Regions from separate parts of the Mus musculus genome. Here regions 2 and 3 are each linked to region 1. The links are chromatin loops, found by intact Hi-C in ENCODE. Cell type or tissue: heart. All regions are shown on one strand.

Evidence for each region. Peaks named below come from ENCODE experiments on the same cell type or tissue, not always from the same donor. Only the 100,000 strongest peaks of a DNase experiment are listed, where the experiment ranks them.
Region 2: it touches region 1 in a loop (5-fold over the local background); 6 of 42 quality-filtered maps call a loop at or near these places.
Region 3: a loop joins it to region 1, with 2.2 times the contacts of the local background. A loop is called at or near these places in 8 of 42 quality-filtered maps.

Annotation. Positions count from the first base shown.
Region 1 is chr9:88,323,922-88,331,921 of GRCm38, reverse strand. It overlaps Nt5e (5' nucleotidase, ecto), which reads right to left and starts at 4,313. Exons shown (of 9, transcript NM_011851.4): 1 at 3,892-4,313. The coding sequence starts at 4,236. Gm51281 (predicted gene, 51281) reads left to right here and starts at 6,120; the gene lies at 6,120-6,179. In heart, a CTCF peak has its summit at 4,245; a DNase peak (open chromatin) is centred at 4,361; H3K4me3 peaks cover 1,527 bases; H3K27ac peaks cover 949 bases; H3K27me3 peaks cover 614 bases.
Region 2 is chr9:88,272,666-88,280,665 of GRCm38, reverse strand. It overlaps the pseudogene Gm5066. Among named protein-coding and RNA genes, the nearest start is that of Gm28231, 17 kb to the right of the region's middle. In heart, no CTCF peak of the experiment used is centred here; a DNase peak (open chromatin) is centred at 6,485; H3K27ac peaks cover 922 bases.
Region 3 is chr9:88,254,962-88,262,961 of GRCm38, reverse strand. Gm28231 (a long non-coding RNA gene) reads right to left here and starts at 3,075. Exons shown (of 3, transcript XR_379685.2): 1 at 2,936-3,075; 2 at 2,638-2,765; 3 at 1-2,265. In heart, no CTCF peak of the experiment used is centred here; a DNase peak (open chromatin) is centred at 3,181.

The DNA.
Region 1 (8,000 bases):
ACACAAGCTACTGACAAGCTGGATAGGCAATGATGAGGGCTGGGGAGATGGCTCAACAGTTACGAGCACTTGATACTCTTGTAGGGGACAGAATTTGGTGTCCAGCCTTTATATCATATGGCTAACAGCTTCCAATAACTCCATTTCCAGAGAGGATCTGGCTTTCACAGGCACCAGCACACATCTGGTACACATACATGAGAATAAAAATATCTTTTTTTTTTTAAAGAAGGAGTAATGATACAAAGATTAATGTTCTTGCCTGGGTTATTAAGCCTTCAGGAAGGCAGCTGGCAATCCTTTGTGAAAGGAGGAACCAAGCATACATATTGTGACCAGTAACTTTGCACTTGAATATGAAAATTCTCACAATGGAATCAGCAGAAGATATTTAGAACAGCTGAATTCATGAGGCGCGTGGGGGGAGGGGGGGTTGATTAGAAGCCATCTCCAAATTGACCAGAGAATGAGGTGTGAAGAGTTCACCGTGTACCTAAACACACACACAGGGGCACTGCACATGTAGAATGAGGTGGGAAAAATCATAAAAGCAAGGCACAGTAGTGGACTGAATGAGAACAGCCCATAGGCTCTTATGTTTGAACACATAGTCTGAACACAGTTGGCAGAATTGTTTGGGAAGATCTAGAAGGTGTGGCCTTGTTAGAGGAGATGTACCACTGGAGGAGGGCTTTGGGGCTTCAGAAGACACACACAATTCCCAGTGAACCCCTCTCTGTCTGCCTCCTACTTGTGGATCAAGATGTGAGCTCTCAGCTGTTCCTGATACCACGCCTTTGCTCTGCCATCATGAACTCTAACACTCTGCAATCATAGGCCTAATTAAATGCTTTCTTTAGTAAGCTGCCTTAGTCATAGCATTTTGTCACAGCAATGGAAAAGTAACCAAGACAGGAACACAAAAGTAGCATTTGAGAGGTGGAGGCAGGATGATCAGAGGTTCAGCGACATCCTCTACCACACAGCAAGTTAGAGACCAGTTTAGGCTATCTGAGAACTTAAAAAGGAAAAACATTCTAAAAGGAACAGTTTAGACAGTGGTGCTTAGAAAAGATGGTGGAGGGAAGGCTGTCAGACCCACATAAATGACAGCTGTCACGTCCTCTTCCTCCCAAACCCGAGATATAGAGAACTAAGCTTTAATTGAGCAAGGGATTTCTCATTGTACCATGTCCATAGGCTGGGGGTTACCTTTCCCAGTTAAGGAACATGAGGCTCAGAAATAACCAGGCCGAAAAGAATAAGAGAATCTGCAAACAGCTGAGCTTCCTCGAGTTCTTTTCCTGTCTGCCTTTCTCCTGGATGTGAGAGAGAGAGAGAGAGAGAGAGAGAGAGAGAGAGAGAACAAACAAACAAAAACCCAAACCAGTACAGTGCTTTCCTGACCTCTGAGCTGGTTTGTGTAATAGCTTGGTGTGTCTCTCTCCTCATCCCTCAGGGCGCATTAGTCTTTCCACTAGGATAGACAGCTACACTCCCTGGCTGCTTCTGTCATCTCTCAGTTTCTGCCTAGCAGCAGAACCTAAGGGGGTCTTCAAGTTCATCCTGGTCCTCCATAGCCACCAGAACAACTCTCTCATGAGTGTGGCAGGTCTAGAGAGTACAAAATGTCTTGGAGGCTCCTGCTCTAATTTCCGAGGCTACACTGGCTTCCATGGATGGGGAACTGGAGATACCCCTCTACAGCAGCTGTTCACTCTGATCTGGGTTTCCAGCATCGCAGAATCAAGACACAGCAGGGAACTGAGACAAGGAATTTTTTATAGTAGAAGATCACTAGGCTCCCAAGGCTTAGTAAAATACAAGCAACACAACAGTGTAAACCTCTGTGAGATACAAAGGCTGCAGAGCGGAACCAAATGCTACAGCCGTGAAAGCTATGGTCCACGAAGGCCAAATCATGTGTATTGAACCCCACCCACGACTCACCCCACCCATATGTTCTAAAGACCTCTCTGAAAAGTGGAGCTATAGATTCTGTTATCCCCTCTCCTCCCACTCTTGACACCGGCCAGTGTAGCTTATTTTTCCTCAGGCCCCACTTCAATGACTTGGATAGACATTTGTAAGAAAGCAATTCCATCCCACAAAAAGTATTCTAAACATTCAAGGGTGATGGGTTCCAACTTGTAGTACATTGTTGTGGCCCCATCCTGTCTTAAAGAGGGACGCATTTTTACTAAGGAATATTTACCCACATGAGAAGAAAAAGAGTGTTCGAAAAAGAAAATGCTGTAAAGTTGTGGCTTATATGTGAAATCAAAGCAAACCCAGACGTTGTTTATCCACCCTTCTGAGAGGAAGTAGAGACGTGAGCTAGTTAACAATCCGAATATGTAAATGTTTGTATTGCCGTTACCACTTGCAAAGCTTCGAGTAGGTCTAGCTGTGGAAAAAGAAAGCTGAGAGACTGCAGAGTTCTTGAGGTCGGAATTTCTTTTGCCAAGCTGCTGCTGAGCATGATGGCCCTCCCCAGACAACTCTGTAGGCTTAAGGACTGTTAGAGCCGTTCTTGCATTGAGAGTCTCTAAGCCAATATTCAGTAGGAAGGGAGCTCTCACCCTTCTCTGACCTCTGAGCTGTTCCTGTACACAGTGGGTAGTCTGCTGTCTGCACCTTACTTTCCCTCCCACACCCTCTGGTTTCACAGAGTTCTGAGAACTCGCCCTGCTATTTCTCTTGCTAAGCCCTTATGATTGTTGTTGTTGTCTCTGATTTTTTCCCCAGAACAGGGCAGAATCTTTTACCGGAGGCATCCACACTGGGTTGAATGTGAGTGGTGGCTCAATTAATTTTTACGTCTCAGTTACATCTCAGTTATGTTTTATTTGATTATTCTTTATCCCTTCTCAACAAGCAAGGCATCACCTCCAACAGAGTGTTGGGAAGTGAGGACTAATCTCTCTCTCTCTCTCTCTCTCTCTCTCTCTCTCTCTCTCTCTCTCTCTCTCTCTCTCTCATGCTAGGCTGGCCTCTCTTTTGTAACCAAGGATGACTCTGAACTTTGGATCTTTCAACCTTTACCAGGATTGCCCTGCAAGCCTAGTTTGGGCGATGCCAGGGATCAAATCCAGGGCCTTTGGAATTCTAAGAAAGTACTCTAACAATGGAGCTGCATCCCCAGCCCCCTTATCTCTCCAGTTAGGCTCTTTCGGAATCTCTACAGCCAATCGGTTTTTATTGAGCCCCTGAAATCCCAGCTTTTCCGCGTTTGGGTTCTCTCTGACTTTTTTTTTTTTAACTTGCTCTTTTGAGGCAGTGCCTGGGAGCAACAAGAACTAACAGTTACAGAGATTATATTATTATATTATGTGCACAACAGTGCTTTGAGGTCAACATTCTTCTTCGCATTTCATAGCAGATTTGGCCACCGAGGTCTAATAAATAACTAGTATAAGGTCACAGAAAAGTAACTGACCTGTAAATCGACCTAAGGAGGTGAGCTCATTGTGCTCGGACTTCAGAGCCAATCGGATGTGTTTTCCTCCTTGGGGGCTGGTGACCTGAATAATTTTTGACCCGATTTCCTTTCAGTAAAGTAAGGATGAAGAATTGTTTGGAAGACAGAGCAGATGGGAGAGGTGGAGGAGACTGGGATGGGTCTCCAGCCCTTGATAATTTTCAGTGCTCGAGCTGAAGCACCTGTAGGCAGTAGGGTCCCTCTTCTAATTGTCTCAGTTCGCTACGGGACCCCAATAACATCAGTTTAAGAAAATAATCTAAGAGACGCCCTCACTTAGTGAATGAATCCTTAGGTGGCCTGGGTCGAGTTCCACCTGTACATCTCTGAGCACTATCAGACCACTAGCGAGTTCTCCAGCCTTTCTCTCTCTGGGTCTGGGACTCCTACCCCGGGAACTTTCTCCTTACCATAGCATCGTAGCCCAGGATGTTCATGAAGTGTGCCACTTCAAGGCCTTTGTAAACGGTGAACCAGATGGTGCCCTGGTACTGGTCTCCGGCATCCAAAAACAGCACGTTGGGTTCTTCCTTGCGGATCTGCTGCACCTTGGTAAAGAGCCGGGCCACGCCGCCCACACACAGGCTGGCGTTGAGGCACTTGGTGGAGTCATCGCTGGTCTGCTCTAGCCGGCTGTGCACGTCGTTTGTGTGCAGGATCGTGAGCTCCCAGGCACTGGCTGCGGGCCACTGTGGTAGTAGAGCGCTCAGTGCGAGAAGCAGCCACTTGGGTACCTTAGCGGCCGCGGGACGCATGGCTGGCTAGAGCGCGTTGAGCGGGTGGACTGGCCCTGAGCCCAGTGAGCACCGGCCACCGGGGCCTCTACTAAACTGCGGAGTAGAGGAGGGCGGGGCGGGGACAGACCCGCCTCTTCCAGCCCCAGGCCCTCCCGCTTGCAGACACACTCCCCGAGTCACCCGATGCGACCCTGGCACCCGAGGCACCCGGGAGCCTCTGGCCCAGCACACGCAGCCCGCAGGGAACAGAGAGGAGGTTGTTCGCCTGGTGAGCGAGCAGGTCCGAGAGGCTGGGTGCCGCAGTCCCCGGGCGGGCGGCGGTGACAACTGCAGGGGCAGCGTTCCGGATCCTCACTCTCTATTACACCGATTTCTCCAGAAGAGTGTACAGCGGCTTGTGTTGCTCGGTGGCTCGGTCGCCGAAAAAGAAGGGGCTGGGGCGGGGGGGGTGGGGGGGGGAAGGAAAGGAAGACAAACGTGGGAGTGAGAGGGGTCCAGAGCCCGCCTGAGAGGTGCGCTGGAAGGTTGCTTCGGTGGGACCGGGACACACCGGCCGAGACGCTACTTAGGTTTGAGGACGCAACCGCTCCACGTATTCGAGCTGGAATCTCAGGAGCAAAGCAATCTTTGGGACCCTCAGCGGTGGCATAGGGCCAGCTCTGAAAGCTAAGGCGGATCCTAGCGGGTAAACCTGACAGCTACTCTGGGGCGCTCCTCCCTTACCTTTTGTGGTGTGTGTGTGTTTGTGTGTGTGTGTGTTTGTGTGTGTGTGTGTGTGTGTGTGTGTTTGTGTAAAGCTTTTAGCAGTAATAGTGGGGATCCATATTTGTTATGAACAAATCATTAAATATAAATCGCCACAGCACAAATTCCCTGTCTAATGGATTAACCCCTGTGTTTGAATGAAGTATAGTCAACACGCTAGTAGTTCTGAGAAAGGAAAGAGTATTGGTGAGGTTCCCGTGTGTTCTGGTCATTATAGAAGTTATCTAATGCCCACACAATTCCAGAATGCACCAGGTCTGCATTGTTACACACACACACACACACACACACACACACACACACACACTACATTGGGGCATACCTGTAATCCTAGCACTCAGGAGACTGAGTTGAGAGTTGAAAGTATGGGGTACATAGTGAGGCCCTATCTCACCCACAACCAAGTTGCTTTTCAATTGCAATAAAATATACATCATATATACAGGATGTGCATTACCGCGTACTGTCCTAAGTTTACAGATATTTGCCATCATTCATTTCCCAGAACATTTTTATCTTTCCAAGATTGCATTGTAAACTCATTAAACAGTGACTCCCACACAACACGGTGGCAATCACCTATAATTACAGTTCTTGGGAGTCCCGGCAGGAAAACAGTCTGGTCATGTAGTGAGTTAGTGAAGCCTGCCTCAACAACAGCAGCAGCAACAACAACAACACAAACAAACTAAACTACCAACTAACCAAAACCACCTCTCCATTTCCTTCCTTTCCAGCCTCTGGCAGTCAACATTGCATTACCAGTTTGTATAGATTTGATCATTCTAAGGACCTCATAGTTGTTCTTTTCTGACGGAATTTGTTTTACTTGGTGCAATGCCTTCAAGACTCAGTGTGTCAGCATTTCCTTTCTTTCAAAAGCCAACACTTCACACTAGGTGTGTATTTGAATGCTCACATTCATAGCAGCTTATTCATAAGGTATGAAACCAGAATCAGACCAGGGTTCACGGCTGATGAAATAGTTTAGTTGGGAGGTGAAGTAAGGACCTGCTATGTTGCTTGTTCTCACATGCAACGAAAAGTCTCTGTACATCTTCACCAACTCTATTTTTTTTTTGTCTTAAATGATAGTCACCTTATGGCACATGTGATATCTCACTGTAGTTTCTATGTGTGTTTCCCAGTTGGTTTGAAAGATGGTCAGCATGTCAAACCAACTGGGAAACACAAATAGAAACTTATGGACCATTTGTGTCCTTTCTTGTAGACATTTCCTTTAAATTTTTTTTTATTAGTTTGGTGGTGATGGCACATACCTTTAATCCCAGTGCTTGTGAGGCAAAGGCAAGCAAATCTCTGAGTTTGAGGGTAGCCTGGTCTACAGAATGAGTAACAGGATAGCCAGGGCTACACAGAGAAACCCTGTCTCAAAAAAGGGAGGGGGGGAAAGCCCCAATTGAAAAAAATGCATTTATTTATTAATTTCGCTCGTGTGTATGTGTGCAGTGTGCACATATAACACATGTGTAAAGATCAGAAGACAATTTTCAGGGCAGATTTTTCTCACAATGTAAGTTCTAGCGATGACACTCAGGTCACGAGGCTTGTAAGTACCTTGACCCATGAAGCCATTTTGTTGTCCTTCTGTCCCTGTCATTTGCATCTGCTTTAATTGAACTGTAGAAATCTTTTTCTTCTTCTTTGACAAGGTTACGTGCAGTTCAAGATGCCCTCCAGCTCATTGTACTGTCATCTATGGCCTGGAGCTCTTTCCTCTTGTGTCTGTCTTTCTAGTGTTGGGGTTAAAAGCATGTGTCACTGTGCAGTTCACACAGTAGTGGGGATTGAACCCTGGGCTTCCTGTATGCCAGACAATCACTCTACCAACCGAGCTACATCCTCAAGTCTGTAGGAATTCACAAGATGCAAATACATAATTTGAAGATATTATTGAATGTTCAGTGGTGTGTGATCACACAGGGAAGTGGAGCATCAACATTCCCCGTTCTCCTACCCACTCAAGGAAACAATGAAGGAAGAACATTTTGATAAGGGCTATCTGGAGGTCAACTGACTCCCTTTCAAGACACTGGGTTTGGGGCAAACTAGTGTTATCTAGAAAAGAACCTACTTCCTGCATGTATACTAAGTCAGTGATCCCTTGGCATGCTGAGCTAGTGATGTCACTGCCTGAGTAGTCCAACTTATAAAACTCTTGTTCCTAAAGTAAGCAGGGTGGGGCAAAACGCTATGAAGATAAGGCTGGCTCACTGTCACCGGACTGAGAGTGTGTGCCTTGGTCCAGTGGTTACCACTGGACCTTTGTATCCCACAGAGTCTGCTGGAACTCTGGGGTGGCTTTCTATCTGGCCCCTTGCGGTAGGATGCTGTCCACCTGCTTTGTTCAGCCACAACTCATAAATTTTCAATAGTCTTTACATCTCATATATGGCTTCCAGACATTTTTTTTTCTTTTCCTTTTCTTTTTTTTAATTATTTTACTTATTTACATTCCAGGCATTGCCCTCCCTCTGTCCCCCCTCCCACAGTTCCTCATCCCATTCCCCCTCTTCCTCCTTGACTCTGAAAGAGTGCTTCCCCTGCACTGCACCCGGCCTCCTCCTTTCCTGGGGTCTCAAGTCTCTCAAGGATCAAGCAAATCTTCTCCCACTGAGGCCAGACTAGGTAGACCTCTGCTACATATGTGCCAGGGTGGATCTTTGACCTGCTGGTGTATGCTGCCTTGTTGGTGGCTCAGTCTCTGGGAGCTCCTTGGGGTCTGGTCTGGTTTAGTTGAAACTGTTGGTCTTCCTATAGGGTTGCCCTCCCCTTCAGCTTCTTCAATCCTTCCCCTAATTCAATCATAGGGATCCCCAACTTCAGCCCAATGGTTGGGTGTAAGCATCTGATTCTGTCTCAGTCAGATGCTCAATCAGTAGGGCCTCTCAGAGGACAGCCATGCCAGGCTCCCGGGCTTCCAGACATTTTTCTTCTCTCTCCATAACCTACCCCAACACTGCCATGTTGGACACAGGTACATTGTGGATGCTACA
Region 2 (8,000 bases), 51 kb after region 1:
TCAATTTGTGAGCATGAGACTGTCTGAAGATGGTTGGATTTCTCTTTGGAAGGGCTGGGCTCCTACTATTAGAGATGTGCCTTTCTCAGCAATGTACTGGTATAATTATGAAAAATTAAAGAGGTGAGAAATCTGGTTTATATGAATCAACATTTATGATCGACTTTACTTCAGGATCATTGTCCGGTTCTTTCCTGCACCTTTGGATTTGTCAGCCTGGACTATAATGAAGAACATTGTGCCATTATGATCAGTTCATATGAATTAGGAAAGTTGTTCTTCCAGAAGCAAAATAATTCTTATGATGGACATTTGACTTGAAATAACAACCAGAGCCAAATAAGATGAAAATTTGTAGGCAAGATAGTTTTTTTCAACATTATTATCTTACAGTATGACTTTATGTGTCTTCCCTATAACTTAAATGAATAATAATTTCTCATCCACCTCGAGATCATAATTTGAACTATTTAATTTTTTGAAATATTAAAAACATAATCCAGAAACTGCAGCCACTTAGTACTCTTGCAAAGAAAGTTGCTCCTTAACAGGACAAGTTTTCTGAGTGCAAATATCATTACAGGCTTCCTTTTAAATTAATGCTGTAAGTGTGGGGCACATCAGAACTTTTTGGATTGTGTACTAAGCACTGCAGTGTAGAGAGCCAAGTGCAGTTCCACGCAAATTCCAATCATAAGTCTCAGCATTTCAGTAGAGAGTGGAAGAGCTATCATGTGGCATTGTTCACATTCCCCAGATGGTGCCTGTTAACTTCTTTAATTCAGGGGCATTGTGTTCCCTCACTCCTGTTACTGATTTAAGATGGCCTGTAGTGACCTGTAGTGTAGAAGTCCCTAATGAAAAGTGTAGCCACTTTATCTGTGTGAACCGAAGTATAATCATTTACATGATGCAAATGTACAAGCAGGAATGGGCTGCTGGTAACTAGTTTGCCTTCCAAGTGTCATTGTTTGTAGAGGTCTTTAGGTCAGTTCTACAACTTTTTCTACTACAATCAATATTCCCTAGTCTAAAAGACCAAATTATAAAATGCTCCAAAAATTTCAACTCTATTTGATGTCCCAAAATGATGCTGCTACAATCCCACACCTTCACTCAGGTGACAGCATACAGAACGCAGGCACATAGAAACATTTAAATTGCCTTTAGGCTATTTGTATTAATTGTATATGAAACACATGAATATATTTATCACTTTAAGTAGGAATGGGGTTTTAAAAAATTACCTTTACTTATTTGTTGTATATGTCTATATATACATGAAGGCGAGAGGAAACCTTGAAGAGTTAGTTCTCCCGTTCCACCTTGTGGACTTTGGGATTTGAACTCAGGTGGTCAGGCTTAGCAGCACGTGCCCTTTCCCACACTGAGCTCAGGAATGAGATTTTAAATATGATGAGAATGCAGGGGTAGAAAAGGGTGGCTTTGGAATGTGTAACTCAGAGTCTGATCTCTGGCACAGATGATAAATAATGTAAAAGTAAGTAAGATGGCAATGCAAGAAATGCTATTTATTATTATTTACTTATCTCTATAAAGCAAAAGGCACTTTATAACGTTCTATGTGTATTCTATGAAATATGATGTATACCCTCCCTGCCTAATGTATTTTGGTGACAATGATCTCTAGGGTTGGTAGGTGAACAAATGCATTTTGTATCATAGTGGAAAGTGTTTGTATGTTTCATCAGAAATAAATGATACATGGTTTATTGTACCATGTTGTTTTACATTACAGAACAAAACAAAACAAAACAACAACAACAACAAAAAAAACAAAAACAAAGAGGAAGACACCCTGCCTCAGGACGGCTCTGATTGCTTGCCCAGGGTTTTCCTTAGTCACTAAATCTACCATGCTTTCCTACCTGACTTATCACATCTAATTTTTCAAGTCCCCCCCTCAACCCTCCACTGACTTTGTCCGAAGACCTGGAACATATTTCTAAATCTGATGGGGTTTAGTGAAAAGAAAGAGTTGTTAGAAGAGATAGGAATTGAGTAAGTATTCAACGTATAACAAGGTCTGTGAGACTGGAAGGGATAAGAATGAGTACAAACAGAGCGGACCTTGCATGCAGAGCAAGGAGGGAGGAGCATGCAGAGTGTGTGGAAGCTCACAGCATCTGGAGTAGAAAGTGTGAGGCCAAGTGAGAGACTAGATAAGTAGGCTAAGCAGGGGTAGATCAAGAGCCCTCCACCCCTTGCCAGATTGTGGGGTTCATTGGTTTGTTTGTTGGTTTTGGTTTCCTGAGACAAGGTTTCTCTCTGTATATCCTTGGCTGTCCTGGAACTCACTCTAGACCAGGATGACCTTGAACTCATGGAGGTCTGCCTGTTTCTGCCTCCTGAGTGCTAGGTCTAAAGGTGTGTGCTGTCACTACCTGGCTCCTGGTTATGAGGCTTATTTTACAATGTTTACAGTATTGCCAGAGGGAAGCCTGCAAGCAAAGCAGTGTGCTCAGGATGAAGTTTTAGGTATGGAAACTTCATTTCCCTGATCTCTCTAGCCGGGACCACAGATGATAGTGATTCTGGGGATGGATTGGAGGTTTCCTTCCTGCCTTTATACAGGCAGTGCTGATAGAACCTTCGGGTTTCTGGAAATGGTCTAGGCACAGTAGGCAGGTAATGATGGACAAAGTCCCTGCTCTCGTAGGAAAAACAGACAAGCCCACCAGATATCGTTAGATAGAGAGGGACTATCCTAATGCAATGAGCAATGGTGGGCCAGGTGACAGGAGCAGGGTTGCAGCTCTCCCTGCCACCCCCACAACTTGTTGTGTTAGCTAGGAGCAGCTTCCTCCAACTGTCACATGCACTTCTGGAAGACCTCATCCCCACAGGAGCAACATTACATCATCATATACGGGATGTGTGGGAAAGGGCTTCCTTGAGCAGTCAACCACAGATGTAAAATCTCCACTAAACACTCCCTTCCTTTAGTCATTTTCTCTTGAACAATAGTCTTCTGTAGCCCGGTTAGTCTCCATATACAGCTGAGAATAACCTTGGTCTCCTGATCTCTTTCCTTCTCTTCCCGAGTGCTGGGTTTTCAGGCCTGCACCACCACATTGGTTACCTCTGTTCTTATGAGTTCTGTCTAAGCCTCATCGCAAGGTGAAGAGGTGAGAACAAACTTGGAATCTGTGTTAAATTCCCAAGACAGAGAAAAGGACATAGGGCAGAAGGACACATGTGTACCGTGCTGTGTAGCTACTTTCTTGGAACAGAAGCTCCTTGAGACTCAAAAGGTTCTAAACTGAGGCTCTTTATGTCTCAGACAGTGAACAACTCAGAAATCTCAGGAAGTCCCGCAAGCTTGCCAGATGCATGTATAAACTGTAAGGACTCCATGTCGTCCACAGATCTCCAGAGTTCCAAGCTCCATGAGTCATCACCTCCGCTGGATGATTCAGCTGCCTCTAAGCATGGTCCTGTAAGGAACCCATGTTCCTGTAAGTAGCTCCAGGAAACTCACTCACTGTGGAGCTAGAAATAGACTGAAACTACAGGGAGCAGGGAGAGGTCAGCACCGCACAGTCTTCTGGAGACGAGACACCATTGCAAGAGAATCTGTCGCAGGGGAGCCCTTCTGCTCTTGCCCCAACTGTCCTCTCTTAGACACATGACAGCAGTGCTGTGAGAGAACTTTTACATTTTTCCACATGAGGGCTGAGTAGCTGTTGCTTTCTTTATGAGAAATCTGTGATCATCATCATCTTCTCCTCCTCCTCCTCTTGCTCCTCTTCTTCCCTTCCCTTCCCTTCCTCCTCCTCTTTCTCCTCCTCCTGTTACTATTGTGCCATTTTTTTGGATAGAATTTTCTTCCAGTAGTGGCACAATTCTACATATTCAATGTCTGCACAGACATCAGCTAAAACTGATTATAACCCCTCCAACACACACACACACTCTCTCTCTTGCTCTCTCTCTTGCTCCCTCTCGCTCTCTCTCTTGTTCTCTCTCTCTTGTTCTCTCTCTCTTGTTCTCTCTCTCTTGTTCTCTCTGTCTCTTGTTCTCTCTCTCTCCCTCTCTCTCTCTCTCTCTCTCTCTCTCTCTCTCTCTCTCTCTCACACACACACACACACACACACAGGCACAACCTCTGGATTCATACAATGTCAATTGAGTGGAGGCAAGCAAGCCTCCTCCCATAACACTTTACCAACTCTGTTGTGTTTGAATGCTTCTGACTACAATCAAAACACAGCATCAGTTGAGCAGAGGCAGCAGCTAGACAGCTGCTCATTTGAGTGTGGTCAAGGACACTGACATCACTGTTTAATCATCTGTTTGCTCATCCTAGAAGAAAGGGAGATTGGTCACCACTGTACTTTGATTGTGTTCAACTCAATCACCATGTTCCAAAAATAACAGGTTGTTATCGTCAAATACTCAGTTATTTTCAGTTCCCCTCCACTTCAACATGCCACAGCTATAACTGAAGAGCACAAGAGCAAAGAGACCATGGCTAACGTGTTTGCTGGAACCACTCATTGTTCCGGCTGATCTACTCCTAGCATTTTCTTCCTATTTCTGGTGTTCATAAGGTTGTTGTTGTTTTTAAAGATTATTTTAGTTTATGTGTAAGGGTACTATCTTAGTTAGTCTTCTGTTGCTGTGATAAAACACCATGACTGAGGCAATTTAAAATGGGAAGTGTTTATTTGGTGCTTATAGTTTCAGAGGGTTTGAGTCCATGATCATCATCGCTGGGAGCATGGTAGGAGGCAGATAGGCATAGTGCTGGAGAAGTAGCTGGATGCTCATCTTGAGTCAGAACCATGAGGCACAGAGATATAACTGAATGGTGTGGGCTTTTAAAGACATTCAAGTCCATCTCCACTGACATACCTCCTTCAATAAAGCCACATTTCCAAATCCTTCCCAAACAGCTACACCAACTGGGATCAACTAATCAAATATATGAGCCAATGTGGGGGGGTATCATCATTAAAACCACCACTGATGTTTTGCCTACTTGTGTGTCTGTGTATCTCATGCATGCCTGGTGCCCATGGACGCCAAAAGAAAGCATTGGATACCCTCGAACTGGAGTTACAGACAGTTATGCGCTGATTACTAGGGATAGAGCCTCAGTTCTCTGGAAGAGTAGCCAGTGGACTTAGCCTTTGAAGCATTTCTTCAGCCCCCTAAAGATTAATTTTTTATTAATTATGTATATGTATGTGTAGGTGAGCACTAGTGTCCTCAGAGGCCAGAGGCATCAGATCCTCTGGGAGCTGGAGTTATTTGCAGGCAATTGTGATCTACCCAACATGGTTGCTGGGAACTGGTCCTCTGGAAGAGCAGTATGTGCTCTTAACCTCTGTGCAATCTGTCTAGTCTCAAAGTATAAAGTATACAGATTTTATATGTACAAAGGTCTTTAGGTATACATTTTATGTTCTTAAGAATGTGCACATATTTGTATTTAAACTTTGAGGCTTTCATGACCATCATTGGAGCAAGTTATTACATAGAGGATATAAACTTGCCAAGCCTCACTTTATGTAGCTGTGTCAGTGTAAAATGTTCTTATGCCCTCTGTGCTGTCCTTCCCTCTGTCTAGAGCTTGAAGACGCTCAAAGGAAGCTCTCACAGAAGAGAAGAGGCAGCTAAGGGGCCTGAGAGTGGGTGGATTCAAGGAGAGCATGACAGCTAGTACCCAGTAGCTGGGTGCTGTCACCAAAGGCAGAACTATGTGGATCTTAGGAGCTCTGGACATGTCCATGTGGACTAGCATATACCCTGGACTTTGCACAAGTGTGTAAAACATTAACTTAGTAAGACAAACCTTTCCTTAGAAAGGAAGTTTCCAGATTTCAAACCACTTGGCTTTTGATTCCACCTTTTCTCTCGATTTGAGTCAAAGCCGTGTTTATACTTTTCCCCTTAACACTGATGAGGGCTTCCCACTTTTCTCTGTAAGCTTTGTGTCTCACTAAACCCACTGTGTTTACTTTTAATTTATAGCAGCACGCTTGTATCAGACTCCCGGGAAATGGTCTGGTCTGCAGTTTTTGGAACTGTGACCTAGAAGGATGTATTGTTTTAGCTTAGAGAAACAAATGAATGTTTCTACCTGGCCTTGCTGAGGGCTTTCTGTGCTGGATTGAGGCTGACACCTGGGAGTCTCTCAGCTTGACTGGAAAGCCCCAGTGAGCCTTCCTTACGTTGTCTTCTGAGATCCCTTTCTGGAATTCTTTGCCAAACTTTTATTTATTTATTTATTTATTTATTTATTTATTTATTTATTTATTTAGACCTGTTGCAAACCAAGGGCTGAGGGGAGTGACTGGTTAATGTGACCTGCTTCAGACCACACTGTGACTCCACTTGGCTCCCCACAGGATTCATGCCAGCTTGGAAGATAAACAAAAACCCTGCCCATGCCTGAGAGTGTTACTTATGTGCACAGTGCAGACAGGCCTCATCCAGATTTCCTGAACCTTTGCCAGCCAGATTGACTCAGCTCTCCCAGTGATGCCCAGTTTCCTACCCATGTGGCATATGTGAGCATAAAAACACTACCTTGTTCTCTCAGAACAAGGTTAGCCCTAGACTAGTGTTCTGAACCTCCAGTCTTCCTGCTACACAATCAAAGTGCTCCCTGGATAAACTTTGATATGTAAGTTTTAAAAAATATTTTAAATGGCTCTGTGGTTAGGGGTGGGATTTCAGTTCCCAGGACTCCATGAAAGGAATCTCCCAGCTGCCTATAACTCCAGCTCCAATTCCCTTTTCTTGTCTCCTCACATACAAAAACACACACACACCACCACCACCACTACCACTACCACCACCACCATCACCACCACACGCACGCACATGCACACATACCTACACACATACCTACAAATAAATGAAAAATAAAATAAATACATTTTAAAAAGAGAAGTGTGATATCACGTATGCTACCCCCCTAAAGCTGGGTTCCCAGCTTGGAGCTTTACTGCCTTGCTTCAGAATGGTTCCTCAACATCAATTTGTTGAAGCAAAAAATCAAGAAGCAAGCTGTCAACCCACTAAGCAAGGGCTCTGCTCTAAGCTGGCTTACCCGTTTCCTGAACAGACTCAGCATTGCCCAGGCTGAGCCAGTGACTGGGCACACCTCCTGCAAGGCTTTGAGTAACTGTGTGGTTTAGAATTGCATCAATCCTGCGGACAAGCGTTGTTTCTTCAGACTTTCCAGAGACCGATCTAGACAGACAGCTGTCATTTCCTGAGGATGTGATTCATTCATACCCAGCTAAGGGTTGTGTTGCCCAGAGAACAGAGACTCTGAGAGACCAAAGTCACATCTCTGTGCCTTGTTCCAAGGCTGGCCATTGGAGTCTAATGATGCACCAAGAAAACTTGCTGTAGGGATAGAAATCCAGTCCCCAGCTGTCTCCCTTCTTGTTGAAGTCAATTTACTCTTTTTATTTTATCTATCTGTCCATCTGTCCATCCGTCCTTCCATCCATCCATCCATCCATCCATCCATCCATCCATCCATCCATCCACCCACCCACCCACCCACCCATCCATCCATCCATCCATCCATCCATCCATCCATCCATCCATTCATCCATCCACCCATTCATCCATATATCTACCTATCTTACTAAAAGCTTCTTCGGCCCTTGGCACATTGCTTGAACGACATTTCTTTTGCTTAGAAAGCATGCCAACTTTGTAAGGCACTTCCATGCCGCAGAGTTTCTTAATTCCTCAGCTTAGGAAGTTTGCTAGGAGCGTGTGCCTTGTGCTGACTTGCCCATTTCTATGCTTTTTGTGAGAATGTTTGATTCTACCCTAACCTGGACTCCAGCTTTATCTGTCAACTCACACAACTGCATCCTCTTCTCTCATATATTCATTTCCTTCTTTACATCTTCCACTAGTATGTTGCACATCAGTTATGTGCCAAATATTTGCTCAGTTATTCTATGATGTGGAGAAATTTTATTCACTATAATTCTGGACAGGAG
Region 3 (8,000 bases), 69 kb after region 1:
TTAAGGCCCCACCCCCTGTGGTCCTGGTAACATGATAGGCAAAGGAAGGGGAAACAATTGTTCTTCATTGGAATTCAAAATGCCATAGGAAACCCTGTGTGGAAGAGGAGGGCGGGAATGGAAAGGCTCAGTTAGACCCAGGTTCTGCCTAGTAAAACATGGCTATTTTTACTTCCTTTTTGTTTTCTTTACTTGTTCTATTGTGTTACATGATTTTGGTCAAAAGAATGAACTTTGAACTCTCTCTCTGACTCTGGGTGGGTACATAACTTCTTGAACTGTCAGAAGGTTTCTGGGATTTTTACGAGGAGGCTGTCAATCACTGGGAGGGAGGACAGGCATTAGGAGAACTCTCTGTTCCAGAGACCTGCAGGGAGGCTAAATGGACCATGTCTACTCTCACTCCTGCTCAGTGTCCACCCTGGCCATCATCCACGCTCACCTTTAAGAGTATTTTCCTCTACAATGGCCCCTATCCTTATCAGTTTCCCTCACCCTTGAAAGTGTTTCATGTTACTCTGCAATAAAGTTTACCTATTTTCTATATGACCAGGTGTCTTGTCTAGTTCATCTGATGGTGATCTCAAAGGAGGCCAGTGTGAGATCTTGGTAATAGTTTCACTTTTATATCTGAAGGTTTGGCTTTAGATCTTAAGCATAGTGTTAGCCTCAGAAGACATGATTTTCTTAGCTAGCTTTCAGTTACTATAATAAAAGACTTGAGCTAATCATTTGAAAAGAAGAAAGTTTCTTTTAGCTTACAGCTTTGTAGGTGTCACCCCATGGTTTAGGCCTGTGGGGAGGCGTACTATTCTGATAGGAGCTAAAAAGGGAAGCTGGTCATCTCATTTTAGCAAAGACAGGGAAAGGAGGGGAATGAGGCCCTAGTAGTCCCTTCAAGGACATGCTTCTAATCACCCAATTTGCTCCAACTAGGCACCACCTCTTAAGGTTTTCATTGCATTCTGTGATGGCCGAAGAAACTCCATTTTATGAAGAAACGTTCATCTTGGTTCCCCTACTCATTTGTCTCTGACTTCAATCCCTGGAAGATAGGTTCCCAGTAAGCCTGATTCGGTGACTCCTTTTCCCCCAAATGTATCACTGTGACAGTCCTCTTGTTATGATATGGCAAATTGCCTTTTGGTGTCTGTAACCTGGTTATGCAGACATTCAAGGAATAGTTTGAGGTTGCCTTAACAGCCTAATCTTGGTGGAGCAGAAGAGCTCTTGGTTTTCTTGTGAAGATATTCAAGGTTGTCTTAAGGTTTTTGTCTCTGGGAAGAGATAACAGGGAAAACAATTCTAAAATTTGAAAGGATTTTTAAATATTAAAAAAAAATCCTTCCCTCACCACCCATTGTTAGTAATCTCAAGTTTGCCTCAGAGATTGTTTTCCCCCATAGCAGTTTCAACAAATTTAACTATTATAATCTTGATTGAGGCTATAGTATTGTCCTAGAAGTCATGGACTCTGTTAACAATTCTAATAGCACCAGGGAAAAGTAAACTGCTAACACGTGAGCCTTTTAGCTAGTGGGAGACAGTTAAAATCCAAAGTGCAGCACTTGCCTATTAGAACCAGTGCAGTCCCATTGTGCTCAGGTTCCAGTAAGCAAGCCGTTCTGAGGTCACTGATGAGAGCGCTGCTGCTGCTGCTGGAGGCCTGGCTTGGGAAGTTTCAGAGGAAAGCAAAGACCCTACTGGGCCTTTTTGTGTGACGTGTTTGTTGTGTCTGGTCACCTGGAGCCAGAATCACTGAAGTAAAACCTTTTCTTTGCTGGAACAATGGATGCTGGTTGTCAGCTGGGGAGGAAGAATAAGTTGTGATTAAGAAGAGACCAGGATCCTTGAAGTGAGATCTGGGAAGTGTTTCCTTGGGATCAGTATGCAGAAGCTGTGCTCCAGAAGTGCCCAAGGTTGTAGCTCATGTTGGCAGCAAACTTGGTAGAATAAGAGTCACCCAGGTGGTGCTGGTTTTGAAGGCATGAAGGAGTCATGGAGAACAACTGAAGCTTGGCATTGTGGGAGGCCAGAAAAAGCCACTGGTGAAGGTGCGACCTAGATGCAACAAGGTACTCCACCCTTTTGGGAGATTGGAGTACTATGGCAAGACCACCAAGAACAGCAGTAACAGTGTGGTGGGGCTAGCTGGAGTCTAGAAGACAAGCCATGTGTGCTGCAGAGGGCAGAGCCCACCTCACCAGACTACTTCAGGTCTCTAGTGAAGTCATTCCATTTCAGCAGATGCAAAACGAACAGTTACTGTAAAAATAAGAAAGAGCATTCTTGTGTAACCTGAGATGTTTTAACACAAAATATAGTCTCTTGATAGAAAAATAAAAAGATCCAGGGAAGTAGGGAGTCTTAAAAGCAGAGTTACTGATCTGAGTTATCTGAGAGCAACATGAACATTGATGATACACCATTTTATGTGTAAGGTCTAAGGAAATACAAAGTAGATGAGGCAGTTATGCCTACTGCCTTAAGTGACAGACCAAGGTAGCAGCTTGAACTATGGGCTGCTTAATGTTGTGGCAAGCCAGCTCTTTTGTTTGTTTTTCATTCATTTCTTAGATTGCTTTTTAAACATTGATTGTGGATTTGCCTAGCACTATAGAGATAAGCAGAGCTTACCTGTTTTTATCCTCAGAAGTTCAAAGTCCTGGATGAGATGGATACATTAGCTAATGAGTCAGAAGGTGGGAAATCTTCTCAGACGAGGTGGAGCCAGAAGCATGGATGAGCCACGCCTGTCTGGGTTACTGTGTGGATTCAGAGAGAGGCAGAAATGTTAGAGAAAACATTGAAAGCATGTCCAGCAGCAATAAATAAATAAATAAAAAATTTAAAAAGGCATTTTATTCAGAAGCACTAGCATGTTCAAGTTTTCATTCCCCTAAAAGTTGTTTTGGGTTTTGTAATGGGGTCTTACCATGCAGCTTTGGCTGGTTTGGAGCTAGCTATGTAGACAAGGCTGGCCTTGAACTCACAGAGATCCAACCGCTTTTGCATTGTGAATTCTTTAAAAGTAAGCAGCTGACAACACCTAGAGGCAGCTCTACTCCCAGATACTCTAACACGCCCAGGATCATAGGATTAGAAGTGAGGAGGACACAACATCTGTTCCAACACTGGGCGTAACTGGGACCAGCTCTACCCAGGCATGCAGGAACTCTGCCAGACCAGTGGCTTGGGTTCCTTCCAGTTTGTCTGGGCCAGTGCCCCGAGCAGATCTTAGGTGTAAACTGTGCAGCCAGCCCCACAACACCCAGAGGCAGCTCCACTTCCAGGCTCTCTAACATGCCCAGGATCATAGGATCTCAGGATCTGAGGACCTTGCTTACACCAGGATCTCAGGGTCCCAGAGGCAGATTGACTCCTAGGAGCTCTGACGTACCCAGGATCTCAGGATCACAAGATCCCAGAATCATAGGATCACAGAGACAGATTGACTCTAAAGAGTCAACCAGTATCAAAGGAAGGACAGGCTCCAGTCAGACATAGCCAGGGCAGGTAGCACAAGAGATAACCAGATGGTGGGAGGCAAGCATAAGAACATAAGCAAACAGAAACCAAGGTTACTTGGCATCATCAGAACCCAATTTTCCCACTATAGCAAGTCCTGGATACCCTAACACACTGGAAAAGCAAGATTCAGATCTAAAATCACTTCTCATGATGATGATAGAAGAATTTAAGTAGGACGTAAATAACTCCCTTAAAGAAATGCAGGAGAACACAGATAAACAGCTAGAAGACCTTAAAGAGGAAACACAAAAGTCCCTTAAAGAATTACAGGAAAACACAATCAAACAGGAAAAGGAAAGGAACAAAACCATCCAGAATCTAAAAATGAAGCTAGAAACAATAAAGAAATCACAAAGGGAGACAACCCTGGAGTTAGAAAACCTAGGAAAGAGATCAGGAGTCATAGATGCAAGCATCACCAACAGGATACAAGAGATAGAAGAGAGAATCTCAGGTGCAGAAGAAAACATTGATACAACAGTGAAAGAAAATGCAAAAAGCAAAAAGCTCCTAACTCAAAACATCCAGGAAATCCAAGACACAATGAGAAGACCAAACCTAAGGATAATATGTATAGAAGAGAGTGGAGATTCCCAACTTAAAGGGCCAGTAAATATCTTCAACAAAATTAAAGAAAACTTCCCTAACCTAAAGAAAGAGATGCCCATGAACATATAAGAAGCTTATAGAACTCCAAATAGACTGGACCAGAAAAGAAATTCCTCCTGTCACATAATCAAAACACCAAATGCACTAAACAAAGAGAATTTTAAAAGCAGTAAGAGAAAAAGGTCAAGTAATGTATAAAGGCAGACCTATCAGGATTATATCAGGCTTTTCACCAGAGACTATGAAAGCTAGAAGATTCTGGGCAGATGTTATACAGACCCTAAGAGAACACAAATGCCAGCCCAGGCTACTATACCCAGCAAAACCCTCAATCACCATAGATGGAGAAAACAAGATATTCCATGACAAAACCAAATTTACACAATATCTTTCCACAAATCCAGTCCTACAAAGGGTAATAGATGGGAAACATCAACTCAAGGAGTGAATCTACACCCTAGAAGAAGAAAGTAATCTTTCAACAAACCCACACAAACATAATTCCACCTCTAACAAAAATAACAGGAAGTAACAATAACTTTTCCTTAATATCTCTTAATATGAAAATTAATATTACCAACACACCCTAATCAATTGAAATTCAAAAATACGAGGAATTAGAAATTTGTTGGCCACCATCCAGTGGTCTCTTTAATTTGGTAATTGGAGAAATAGGTCCAATGTTGTACAATCCATATACACTTTCTGCTTGTTTGTATGTGACAGTGTCTTGCTGTGTGCCACATAATGGTCTTGAAATCATGCTTCTCCTATCCCAGCCTCTCTATTAGTACAATGGTTTATTTGATGTTTTTATACTATGGTTTTCAGAACAGCTTACTTATTTAAAAATTATTTACACAGCCAAAAGAAATATAGACAATTAATTTGGGAGGTGGCCTGTAAGAGAACAGCAAGGAGTGAGACTGAAGGCTTTGCTTGGTATTTATAATTATTGTATCAATTTTGAAGAAGAGGACTTTATAAGTTACTCTTATTCTGAGATGAATCCTGTTCAAAATCATCACAGCCAAGGAACCAGAATCTTACCCTCACCTAATGTCTGTGCCACCCTCGAAGCAGAGCCATTCTTCATTGAAACAGTTGATGAACGACTTCATTGGATAGACCATCTTAATACACATACCATTTCTTAAATGAGTGTAACCTGTTCCCTGTGGGCCAAGAATGAAGACAATCACTCAAGTTAAATAGCTTTGACCATAGCAGGAAATCTGTACCCAAAAATCATGCCTACAATTCATTCCTTGGTGCAGCAGAATTGTCAACTCTTAGCTTAGCTACTAAGGAGGTAAAATCCTTTGGTGATGTGAGGGGCATTGAAATACAGCCTTATTACAATGAACTCCAATGTCCAAAAATTGTTCTTATTTTGGGTTTGTACCACAGTAAGCCAAGATTTTAAGCTCTGCTAAAAACAAACCAAACCAAACAAACAACAAAAAGGCTTTATCTATTTATTTTCATTAAAAAACTAATAGTGATATAGTATATTAAAATATCATATGGTTAATATATTTGGAATTATTTAAAATTTATATTGAGAAAAACATCTGTATTTTTAGTATTTCTATAGACAAGCATCTACATAAGACTGTTCAATTGATTGTTTTATATCAAACAACTTTTATAATACTCATTTTTATTGTTATAATATTTTATAAAATTTAAAGATTATGATTAAAATAACAAAAGGTATGATAGGTATTGAAGGGGAGTCTCTGGGAGGAGTTGGGGTACAAAAGGGAAAGAAGAATGTGATGTAAATCTATTTACTCAAATATACTTTTAAATATTAACAATTTCAGATAAATTGAAATTATGTATCTTTTCTCATCATAGTGCAATAAAACTTAAATAAAAAAAAGTTACAGGTGTGTTCCACTGCATACAGCTTTGCTCATAGTGTTTCAGGGAAACGGTGAGGCAGCTGCAGTAGCCAAACCTGGTGGATGTGATTCTTGAGGTTGCAACAAGAACGGTGCTATTCCGAACCTCCAGGGTAAGAGTAAATTTAGGTGGTAGCTGAGTCAGATACTGGAAACAGGCATGAGCCTTCTGTGAGTACCATTTCTAATTAAGGGACTATTCCTTGACACCAGATAAGCGTTATATGCACATTTATTTCGTTTTAATTGATAGGGGTCTTTTCTCAATGCATGAGGAGAATAAAGTATAGTGTACTGGCTGTGGTTAAATCCAATCTTATCTATGGTGTTTCTCATAGAATACCTTTTCTTTCCTCCCTCCCTCCCTCCCTCCCTCCCTCCCTCCCTCCCTCCCTCCCTCCCTCCCTCCCTCCCTCCTTCCTTCCTACCTTTATTTCCATTCTTCTATGGCAGTCAGCAAACAACTTGTGGGAGTTAGTTTTCATCTCCTACCTTATTTTTGAGTCAAGGTCTCTCTTGTATTTCTGCCTCTGCTCTACACACTAGCTGGGCCTAAAATCTTCTGAGCGACCCTCGGTCTCACTGTAGGCATGCTGGAATTACAGGTATGCACGATCACATCCAGCTCATGTGGGATCTAACTCAGGGGGGCAGGCTTATGACAGAGATACCTTTACCCGCTGAGCTCCTGCAGGGTTAATAGCCAACGCCAGGATTGGGCTTGACAATCTTACCGAAACCAAACTCTCCACAGCCGTTTATGGTACACACTAGGGTTTGTACCCCATAGTGCTCCCTAGTGGTCTACACACCTGTTCCTTGCTCCTAGGAGAGGAAATAACCCATAAGCCTTTGCAGTTAAAGATATATATTCTTTGTTGGGTGCTTTCAAACAGTGTGGCAAATTATTTATAAATGTGATTACAAAATCCCCCCCCCATGACCCCCACACTCTTGCAGTATGGTGCTGCTTTCTGTTATTTGATTAATGGGAATGGTTTCTTCTTCGTCCTTTGGATGTATAATCAGTACAATGTGGAGAATGAAGGGCAGCACGGAGCATCCTAAGCTGTGACTCAAAATCCAATCCTTACAGATGCTGCTAACAAATGTGGTTGCTTGCTTGACTGCTATAAGGCACGGGGATGACCTCACCGACAGCTCCAATATCAGAAAAGGTACTGGGCTGCATGTGGTACAGGTGAACACATACCTTGGGTGTGCTTCTCCAAGTCAGGCAAGCAAAAGAATTTGGCACCTAAAATGCGTATTCATTTTTATTAAATTAAATTAATTAACTTGTTTATTTATTTATTTTTTTTGAGACTGGGTTTCCACGTTTCCATGTACAGGAACAACCTCTGTAAACCAGGTTGGCCTCGAATTCAAGAGATCCGCCTACCCACCACTGCCCAGGCATGGTTGTTACTTTGAAAGACAGTGAGTTTTGAGCTGCTTTGTTAACCGCTGATACTAGGCTTTCAAGCACCTTTCTGTGTGTGAACTCCAGTCTTATTCTGGACTCACACTAGAATCAGGAACCTTCTCAGAACTTGGCTGTAGCCCAGCCGGGCTTCACGGACAGCAGCTCTTCATCTCCTCTCCCTTTCAAGTTCATTATCTGCATCTGGACTGAAAGGAGCTCTGTTCTGGCTCAGAAGGGCCCTAGAGGTCTCCAGAGCAGATGAGGCATCGGACAAGCATCCGTGGAAACTAGAAAACCACCCGGTGACACTGCCTTATTTCCCATTCAGAGCAGATAAAAGTCTGTGTGATTTCAAAACCTGCTTCTCTTTGTGGTTCCGGCTTGCCTATGTATCTCTGCTGCCTCCTGAAAGGAAGCACTATGGCCCCTTTGGTATTATTTACTTTCCCTGAAGTATGCTTCTGTTTACTACTGTATATACATTCACTTTCCAACCCCCAGACACATCTTCTATATATTTCAGT